Linked DNA regions of Homo sapiens: region 1 is linked to region 2. Evidence: chromatin contacts called from ENCODE POLR2A ChIA-PET data. All regions are on one chromosome and are shown on one strand. Each heading gives the region's core, a stretch centred on a gene start or an enhancer-like site at or near the end of the contact. The rest is flanking DNA. Distances are from core to core; before and after follow the strand shown. Region 1 has its middle 9.7 kb from the start of TRIB3. Region 2 has its middle 24 kb from the start of CSNK2A1.

The links. ChIA-PET counts read pairs that join two places held with the same protein, here RNA polymerase II (POLR2A).
Region 1: POLR2A ChIA-PET joins it to region 2 with 10 read pairs in activated T-cell. The contact joins two enhancer-like sites. POLR2A ChIA-PET finds 5 or more read pairs at or near these places in 3 of 52 experiments (Caco-2, HEK293 and activated T-cell).

Annotation. Positions count from the first base shown.
Region 1 is chr20:368,649-373,548 of GRCh38, reverse strand. No RefSeq gene overlaps it. Among named protein-coding and RNA genes, the nearest start is that of TRIB3, 9.7 kb to the left of the region's middle. Within about 2 kb of position 1,613, at least 23 of the 41 ENCODE cell types and tissues checked have a DNase peak (open chromatin) inside an H3K27ac peak, as active enhancers do.
Region 2 is chr20:565,815-570,639 of GRCh38, reverse strand. No RefSeq gene overlaps it. Among named protein-coding and RNA genes, the nearest start is that of CSNK2A1, 24 kb to the right of the region's middle. Within about 2 kb of position 2,284, at least 3 of the 41 ENCODE cell types and tissues checked have a DNase peak (open chromatin) inside an H3K27ac peak, as active enhancers do.

The DNA.
Region 1 (4,900 bases), core at 364-2,863, 200 kb after region 2:
AGCCAGCTGGCCTGGCTCAAAATCCGTGTGGTCTCTTGTCCACTGTCTTGGACAAAGTCACTTAGCTACTCAGACCCACAGCCCTATCTATAAAGTGGGATTGATGACAGTGTTTTCCTGTAGGGTTATTGAACTGCTTATTGTCATTGGGATTTCCCTCCCTCCCTTCCTTCCTTCCTTCCCTCTTTTCTTTTCTTTTCTTTTGAGAGAAGATCTCACTCTGTTGCCCAGGCTGCAGTGCAGTAGGGTGATCATGACTCACTGTAGCCTCAACCTCCCAGGCTCAAGCGATACTCCCGCCTCAGCTTCCTGAGTAGCTGGGACTATGGGCATGCACCACCATGCCTGGCCTGGGAACTGTTATTGGATTAAATGGAGGGTTAAATGGGCTAATACAGGTTAAGTTCACGCTTAGGAGAGTTCCCAGCACATGGTAAGCACTGGAGGGTGAGTGGCTATTATTATTTCCAAGGCCCCAGGGCTGCTGCACCTCCTTCCCCAGCAAACACACCCAGTGAGAGCTGAGGATAAAGGGGGAGGTGGGGACACACTTCCTGAGAGTGGCCCATGTGGAGCCTAAGCTGTGCCTTCCAGTGCTTCCTCATGTCAGCCTCACCACAGCCCTGTGAGCTAAGGATGCATTTACGCCCACTTTGCAAGTGAGCAAATCCAGTGTCAAAGAGTGAAAGTAACCTGCCCAGCGTTACACAGCTAGCCAGTGTGGCTTTTTGAGACGGAGTCTCACTCTCACCTAGGAGTGCGGTGGCATGATCTCAGCCCACTGCAACCTCCGCCTCCCGGGTTCAAGCGATTCTCACGCTTCTGCCTCCTGAGTAGCTGGGATTACAGGCGTGTGCCACCACGCCTGGCTAGTTTTTGTATTTTTAGTAGAGATGGGGTTTTACCATGTTGGCCAGGCTGGTCTCAAACTCCTGACCACAAGTGATCTGCCTGCCTCAGCCTCCCAAAGTGTTGGGATTACAGTCATGAGCCACCGTGCCTGGCCTGGGATTTAAACCCAGGTCTGCGTGGTTCCAAAGTCCACGTCATTCCACCATTTCAGGAGCCTCAACAGGATTGACGGGAGGTTCCTGGGGAAGTCCCGTGTCCTCCTCAAGGGTGAAGGGTTCTCTCTTTCTGTGTAGTGGAAATAGCTAGATCATAGCCATGGGCTGAAGACAGCTGGTCTGGTTCTGACCTTGCCTCTGACCTTGGGCAGCTACAGGTCTCTCCCTGGGCTTAGGCACATAATTGCTGCTTTGTATGTATAAGGGGTTAGGATCTCCAAACTTCCAGGGATCCTGATTCTCTTTCTCGCCTCTCAGCTGGAGGATGAGGGAGCCCCAGATCTGCCAGCTCCCAGTGCTGGACGCATTGCTGAGTCACCTGACCTTCCTTCCTTCCTGCCTGCCTTCCTGCCTTCCTTTTGCCTGCAGGTCCTGAAGCCATCAAAGGCCAGAGAAGGAAGGGGATTATATGTTCAGTCTGGATAACTGCCCAGGCCTTGCCTTTCTGAGAAAAGCTTGGGGGGTGGGGGTGGAATGCTGAAGCACTCAGCCAGTTGCATCAGAAAACCTTGCGCAAGGCGCCCTCCTGGGTCCAGCACTGAGCCCTGTCCCATAGTCCCCACCCCTACCCTGTCCCCTGAGGTGCCAGAATGAGGACTGTTCAGCCTTGCGAGGGACACTGAGCAAGGCCAGGCTGTCAGGGAGTGATGGAGGAAGTTGAGGGATGAAGGAAGGCTTTGGGGCCAGTGCTGAGAGGGCTTAGGCCGCCTGGGTGAAGGAACTTGAGCTGGAAGTTGCTCCTCAGGACATTTAGATCCAACTCATCCACCTGGCTTCTCTCCCAAAGAAGAGGAGACAAGGCCAGTGCCCTGGACACTAACTGACCCAGATCCTTGACTGTGGTCCTAGGGTGAACCCTATTGCCTGACTTTGCACTTCAACTGCACTCTGGCCTGAAACCTTGAACATGGTCTGACCTGTGATCACTAAGCCCTGGGCCGTAGCCACAGCTAACGCCGACCCAGGTCCCAAACTGAACGGTGTCTTGGTCACTTTTTCCCCACATGATCCATAAACTGAATTTGAATTCTAGCTCCTGATTGAGTTATAACCCTGGAGATAGATTTAGCTCTAATCCATCATGTGTGACCCCAGGCCCCAGATAAACCCCAACTGTAGCCCCAGATACCCTAGCCATAGATTCTCTCTCTGGTCTCAACAGGGCAGTGCTCAGGCACAGGAATCAAGAGCTTGGCACCTGCTCCCCTCCCCTCTGGGCTGCTCCCCATACCCCCCCAGGTCGAGGAAGGCTGAGGGGCTGGACTGAACATGGGACAGCCCCCTGACCAGCCTGACTGTGACTCAGCAGGGTGGGAGCTGGAGGTAGAGTCAGGCAGGACCACTGGGGATAGGCCAGGCAGGTGCTGAGTCAGGGCAGGGAGAGAGGGACAGTCTCTGAGTGCAGAGCTGGTCTGGGATGTGGGATGGTACATGTGGTCCGACAGGCCCTTTAAGGTAAAGCAGCTCCAGTCCTGAAGCCAGGCCCTTTAAGGCAAATAACCCCGATCCTATCCATCTCCATCTACCCATTTATTGTCCATTTTTCCATCACTTATCCATATTATTCTCTCCCAGAGCATCCTGTTCTTTTCCACCAGAACACTTAACTATAATTGGAATTATGTATGTATTTGTTATTTGTTTAGTGTCTGCCTCACCCACTGAACTACAGGCTCCCTTAGGACAGGCACCTTGCCTGTGTGGCTCACCAGTGTCTCTAGCACCTCATACAGTGCCTGGCACACGGCAAGTGGTCAGTAAATAGTAGTTGAAGAGATTAAATCCCTCCACCCATCTATTCATTCCTTTTCCATCTATGAATTATTATTTTATAATGCATCCCCACCATCTAGCCATTCGAATTTCTCGCTGTTCTTTCATCTACCCTCCATCCGACAAGCATCCATCCATCCACCTACATAGCTTTCCCATATCAATCCATGCTATTTATAGAATCATCCGTTTCTTCAACAAATATTTACTGAGTACCTACTACTTGCCAGGCAACATTCCAAAGGCTAGGGATACTACAGTGAAAATAACAGACAAAAGTGGCGCTTACATTCCATTAGAAGGAAAAGTGCAGCCAGGCACAGCGGCTCACACCCGCAATCCCAGTACTTCGGGAGGCTGAGGCGGGAGGATCACTTGAGCCTAGGAGTTTTAGACTAGCTTAGGCAACATGGTGAAACCTCATCTCTACAAAAAAGTACAACAACTAGCCAGGCATGGTGGTGAGTGCCTGTAGTCCCAGCTACTCAGGAGGCAGAGGAGGGAGGATGGCCTGAGCCAGGTAGGCCAAGATTTCAGTGAGCTGAGATCATGCTGCTGCACTCCAGACTGGGCAACAGAGTGAGACCCTGTCTCAAAAAAAAAAAGAAAGAAACATGCAAGAAATAATTACCATAATAAGTACATTGTAGCACATGTTAGGGGGTGACGAATGCAAGGGAAAAAAAGAGTAAGTACAGAGATGAGGAGTGTTGGGTGGGCAGGCAGTGGCTGTATTGAGTGGAGTGTTCAGTGGATGCCCTGAGACTATCCGAAGGGCAAATTCTTCAGGAAGAGGAACAGCTCATGCAAAAGCTCCAAAAGGAAGCTGACTAGCTGACTGGTGTGCCATCGGAGAAGGTCAATGTGGCTGGAGTGCAGCCAGTGACAGGGAGGCGGTGGGAGATGAGGTCAGAGAGGTAAAGGGGGTTCAGATAATCTGGAGCTTTGGAGGCCTTTGAAAGGACGCTGAGGAGTCATGGGGAGGCAGGGGAGGGTTTAAGGAGAGGAGGGAAGTGATCTCACTTACCTTTTTTTTTTTTTTTTTTTTTTTGAGATGGAGTCTCGCTCCTGTCATGCAGGCTGGAGTGCAGTGGCGCGATCTTGGCTCACTGCAACCTCCACCTCCTGGGTTCCAGTGATTCTTCTTCCTTAGCCTCCTGAGTAGCTGGGACTACAGGCGTGCATCACCTTGCCCGGCTAATTTTTGTATTTTTAGTAGAGATGGGGTTTCATCATGTTGGCCAGGCTGGTCTCGAACTCCTGACCTCAGGTGATTCACCCGCCTCAGCCTCCCAAAGTGCTAAGATTACAGGGTGAGCCACCATGCCCAGCCATTTTTTTTCTTTTTTTTAAGTACAGACAGGGTTTTGCCACATTGCCCAGGTGGGTCTCAAACTCCTACACCCAAGTGATCCTCCTTCCTCGGCCTCCTCAAGCGCTAGGATTACAGGCATGAGCTACCATGCCCAGCCTTGACTTACTTTTAAAATAAAATCATTTAGGGATCTGTACTTGGAATAGACTGAATGAGGCAAGGACAGGAAGACAAGGGAGCAGGTGTTGCAATAATTCTCTTAAACTCCAGTGGCTCAGAGCAGGGCAGTGGCCATGCTAGAGGTGAGCTGTGACTGGATTCTGGGTATATTTTAAAGGTGGAGCCAACAGGATTGCTGATGGTCTAGATGTGGAGTTTGAGGGAAAAGGAGGTGTCAAGGTGCTTCCAAGGTTTCTTGGCCTGAACGGTGACAGGTATGGAACTGCCATCAAATGACATGGAGCGAGGTGTTTGGGGGAAGCCCAGGTTCAGCTTTGGTTCTGTGGAGTCTGTCATGTCTTTTGACATCCTCAAAGAGACATCAGGTAGGTATTTGAATGTATGGGCTGGAGTTCAGGGGAGAGGTCTGGGCTGAGGATACAGTGTTGGGAGTCATAGACGTGAGACTGGATGAGAGCTCCAGGGACCAAGTCCTCACTGCTCCAACAGGAATGGGAGAAGCAGGGAGCCTGAGAAGGAGGAAAACCAGCAGAGAGTGGAGGCCTGGCCACCAAGTGAAAAGAAG
Region 2 (4,825 bases), core at 1,035-3,534:
CATGAGCCACCACACCCAGCCCAATGTAGCCGTTTTTAAGTGGGGAAGTACACTCTTTGTGTAAGAACTAGACCAGGTACCTAAGTTTGCTTGATACACATAAAATATAAGAAAGGAGCCTCAGGCTGGGTGCGGTGGCTCACGCCTGTAATCCCAGCACTTTGGGAGGCCGAGGTGGGCAGATCACTAGGTCAGGAGTTCGAGACCAGCCTGGCCAACATGGTGAAACACCATCTCTACTAAAAATACGAAAATTAGCCGGGAGTCATGGCATGCACCTGTAATCCCAGCTACTCAGGAGGCTTGGGCAGAATTCCTTGAACCCGGGAGGCAGAGGTTGCAGTGAGCCAAGATTGCGCCACTGCGCTCCAGCCTAGGCGACAGAGCAAGACTCTGCCTCAAAAAAAAAAAAAAAAGAAAGAAAGGAGCCCCGACTAAGCAACAGTGGTCATTTCCAGCATTTCCAGGTTCTGAGAGAAACCTGTCACTGAATACCTTGAGTGCTGATTTTTTTTTTCTCATGTACATATGTATTTAGAAAGAGTCAAGATTCGGGAATATGGGTATGTCTGCAGTGGAAAACTCAGCTTTTAAATCTTTCTAAATCCCCACATAAAAATTGGCAAAGCAATTAGGTAGCAAAACCAAAACCCCATGGACAAGATTTACAACAAAACTGGGTCACAAGGTGTCCCCACAAATCCCAAAACACAAACAATAGAGACAAGTCTGCTTGCTCTCAGGGTCTGTGTGGGAGAATAACAGTACTGTATTTGTTTTGGGGGGGAATACATGGATTAATAATAAAGTCTCAGTCCCTGTTCTAGGGCCCAGGATTAATGGGAGATAGGTAATTACATAGACATATATCAAATTGCAGGCCAGGCACGCTGGCTCACACCTGTAATCCCAGCGCTTTGGGAGGCCAAGGTGGACCGATCACCTGAGGTTAGGAGTTCAAGACCAGCCTGGCCAACATGGTAAAACCCTGTCTCTACTAAAAATACAAAAATTAGCTGGGCATGGTGGTGCGTGCCTGTAATCCCAGCTACTTGGAAGGCTGAGGCAGGAGAATTGCTTGAACCTGGGAGGCGAAGGTTGCAGTGAGCCAAGATCAGGTCACTGCACTCTAACCTGGGTAACAGAGCGAGACTCCGTCTCAAAAAATAAATAGACAAATGAAATAAAAATTTAAAAAAAAATTGCAACTGTGACAAAAGTAATTCTAAGAGTTCAAGGTTTTGAATGTATATGAAAGACCCATATTTGAAATATTCCATGGTTTAAAAAAAAGGACAAAGGAACAACAACAAAAAAGAGCCTGGTAGACAGACACATGCCAGTATCTCCTTTGCAGGGCCCAACCCAATGGCTGCGGGTGGCATCTGAGGACAGCTGCCCATCTGCATGGGCTCAAGGGGAACTACCCAGCCCCCAGCTCAGGCTTCCATGCCCACCGCCCAGCATCTTCCTTCACCATGAATCATGTGTTTGTAGACGAAAAGGCAGGGTTATCCCAGCCAGGAAGTCCTTGGAGTCATCAGCATGGAGGCAGCCCCTTAAAGCGGAAAAAACAGTCTTCAGAGGCTGCAGACACAGGTTCGAGTCCCAGCCTGGCTGCATACTTCACGTGTGAGCTCATGGATGCCAGAGAGGAGGCACCTACCCGGGCTCACACAGCAGAGCTGCGGACACTTTTGGATTCCCAAGTGGGCTCTTCCAGCTCCTCTGTTTAGGGGGATTTGGAAGTCCTTGGCAATCATTCAAGGCAGATTGAAGATGAAGGCGTGTGTTATGCCATCTGTCCTCCAGGTTCTCAAGCCGCTCAGGCAGCACCAAACCACGGGCAGGACGAGAACGAAGTGCGCTTGTGACTCACCCAGCTTCTGTTCATTGTCAAGAGCAACCTTAGCAGGTAGGTAGCCTTACCCCATTTTAAAGGTGAGGAAATTGAGGCTCAGAGAGGAGAAAAGGGGACCTAAGGTCACACAGCCCTAACGTGTTTCGACCCCGGTCTTTCAGCTGAGCCACCTCAGTCCCCAGGGCAGCTCTGTCTTGGCAAACCCAACCTGACACTGAGCCTGGGGCCCCGCTCAGGGGTGGGGCCGTCTCCCTGTGAACAGGTCTATTTTTAGTGTCAGCAGCAGGGGCTAGGGGCAGAAGCCAGGAGTGACAATGGGGGGAAGGGGGTGGGGCTGCTGGCGGCCGCCCCCGCACCCAGCAGCCGCCCCATTTCCTCGAGAAACCAGGCAGCGCACAATACAAGGAAAGCCGAATGGGGAGCGGCTGGGGGCTCCTGTGGGGGGGGCTGACCTGGCCCATCAGGGCAGCTGGGGGCCTGGAAGAGGCCTCCGGGCGGGGGGAAATGGACGATTAGTCCAGCTGCCTAGCCCAAGCAGAGTGATGGTTCTGCTCTGCACGTGCGCGTACACAGCCACACATTCACCTTAAGGTGAATCACTTGGGGTCAGGAGTTCGAGACCAGCCTGGCCAACACAGCAAAACCCAGTCTCTACACACAGAAGTCTTTTAGTCACTCCTCAACCAGGAAACGATCTCACTTTTAGCCTCAGAGGCAGAGAACTGGGCCCTGGGGACTCAACGAGGTCAGATCCTGCAGAGGCCAAGCAGAAACTGATTTGGCAGGGGCCAGGTGAGAGGCGCTGCCATGAGCACCCCAGACATTCTGCCAAGGTCTTGGCCCCCTGGGGAAGGCTGCCTCTGCTGGGGAAGTTCCTGGCCTGAAGCTTGGGCTTCCAGTTGAGGAGGACTTCATGACAAGAGCAGGAAGGTGGTTCCCCACAGCTTTCTCTGCCCCTCTACAAAGTTGAGGTGGAGCTGTCCAGTTTTGCCTAGGCAGGTGTGCTGCACTAAATTTGATGCCTGAGATTCTCCTGCGTCCTCCTGAGGCTGAGAATAAACAATCGCTTCTCCCTCTGTCCCTCTCAGCACTGCCAGCCCCTGGGGACAGAGTTCTGGGGCAGTCCTGCCTCGCCATCCCATCTCCACACCCTGGTTTATGCTGTGCCCCTGCCAGGGGTACCCTCCCTTACCTTCCCATTCCCGTTCCACAACCAAAGCTCTGAGAACAAAGACAGTGACACGCTTGTCTGCCATCCCACTCCCAGAACCAAGTACAGTACCCGCAGAATGAGATCCCTGCCTCCTCCTGGGGGCCTCTCCTCCACTCTCTCACCATGGATGAAGTTATCCTGTTGGACCTTCTTGACTGCCAAGTGAGACAGACTTTTTCATCTCCAATTTAAGGAAAAGAAAACTGAGACTCAGAGAGAGGATGTGGCCTGATGAAGATTACACAACGGACAGCGGCCCAGGCAGACTCAGGTGTAGACCCAGGGCTCCCTGACCGTGTCTCCACAAGCCCATGTGCACCCCCGGCCATCAGCTGTCAAGTCTGAAACTGATGTTCATGAGGTGGCTCCTTGCCATAGAGGTGCAGCTGAAGGATGAAAGACTGGGAAAGGTTGGGAAGATGGGATGGGACCTGGATGTATATTAGCAATGGAGTCAACAAGACCGGTAGATAAACCCAAAGCAAGGGATGGACAAAATGAGTGCTTTTGTTTTTATGTAAATTATATCCTGAATTTTGATTGTATGTGATTTTTAAAAATGGGTATCAGGGCCGGGTGCGGTGGCTCACATCTATAATCCCAGCACTTTGGGTGGCCGAGGCGGGCAGATCACTAGAGGTCAGGAGCTCGAGACCAGCCTGGCCAACATAGTGAAACCCTGTCTCTCCTAAAAATACAAAAATTAGCCAGGCGTGGTGGCAGGTGCCTGTAATCCCAGCTACTCGGGAGGCTGAGCCAGGAGAATCGCTTGAACCTGGGAGGTGGAGGTTGCAGTGAGCCAAGATCGTGCCACTGCATTCCAGCCTGGGCCACAGAGTGAGGCTTTCTCTCAAAATAATAATAATAATAATAAATAAATAAAAATGGGCACTATCCTGTCAACCTTGAGATTTTTATGACTGCATTTTTTCTGGTAATGGAGGATGTCTTGTCCCAGATGTTTTACGAGGCCCAACACTGAGATTGCATTTAGGTACCTGCTTAACTTATTTCCTGGAGTGGAGAGGGCAGCAAAGAGAATGCAGGCTGCTGTTGATTGAGCAAATACTACGGGCAGTGCTGAGCTCTACTGATGGGAAATTCACTTTCCCCCAACACTGATGAGATTGGTGCTCTTATTATCCCAACTTCACAACATGGAAGAAAGGTGGGAGAAGGGAATTGAACTCAACAGCCTGGCTCCAGAGTCCCCATTCTCCTCTGTGCACCATCCTGAGAGAGGGTGCAGGGGCCACTGTTCAGCCTTCCCAGTGCTTTCTGTTTTCTGGCCTCAAATGTATCCCACCCCTTCCACAAAACAAAAGCCCAGAAGTGAGGACATGTCCTTCTTTTTTTTATTTTTATTTTTATTTTTATTTTTATTTTTTTTGAGACATTGTTTCACTCTTGTTGCCCAGACTGGAGTGCAATGGCGTGATCTCGGCTCACCGCAACCTCCTCCACCTCCCAGGTTCAAGTGATTCTCTTGCCTCAGCCTCCCAAGTAGCTGGGATTACAGGCATAAACCACCATGCCCGGCTAATCTTGTATTTTCAGTAGAGACGGGTTTCTCCATGTTGTTCAGGCTGGTCTCAAACTCACCACGTCAGGTGATCCGCCCGCCTCAGCCTCCCAAAATGCTGGGATTACAGGTGTAAGCCACCGCGCCCGGCTGACATGCCCTTCTTAAAAGGCAATTTGGGCTGGACATGATGGTTCACGCCTGTAATCCCAGCACTTTGGCAGGCAGA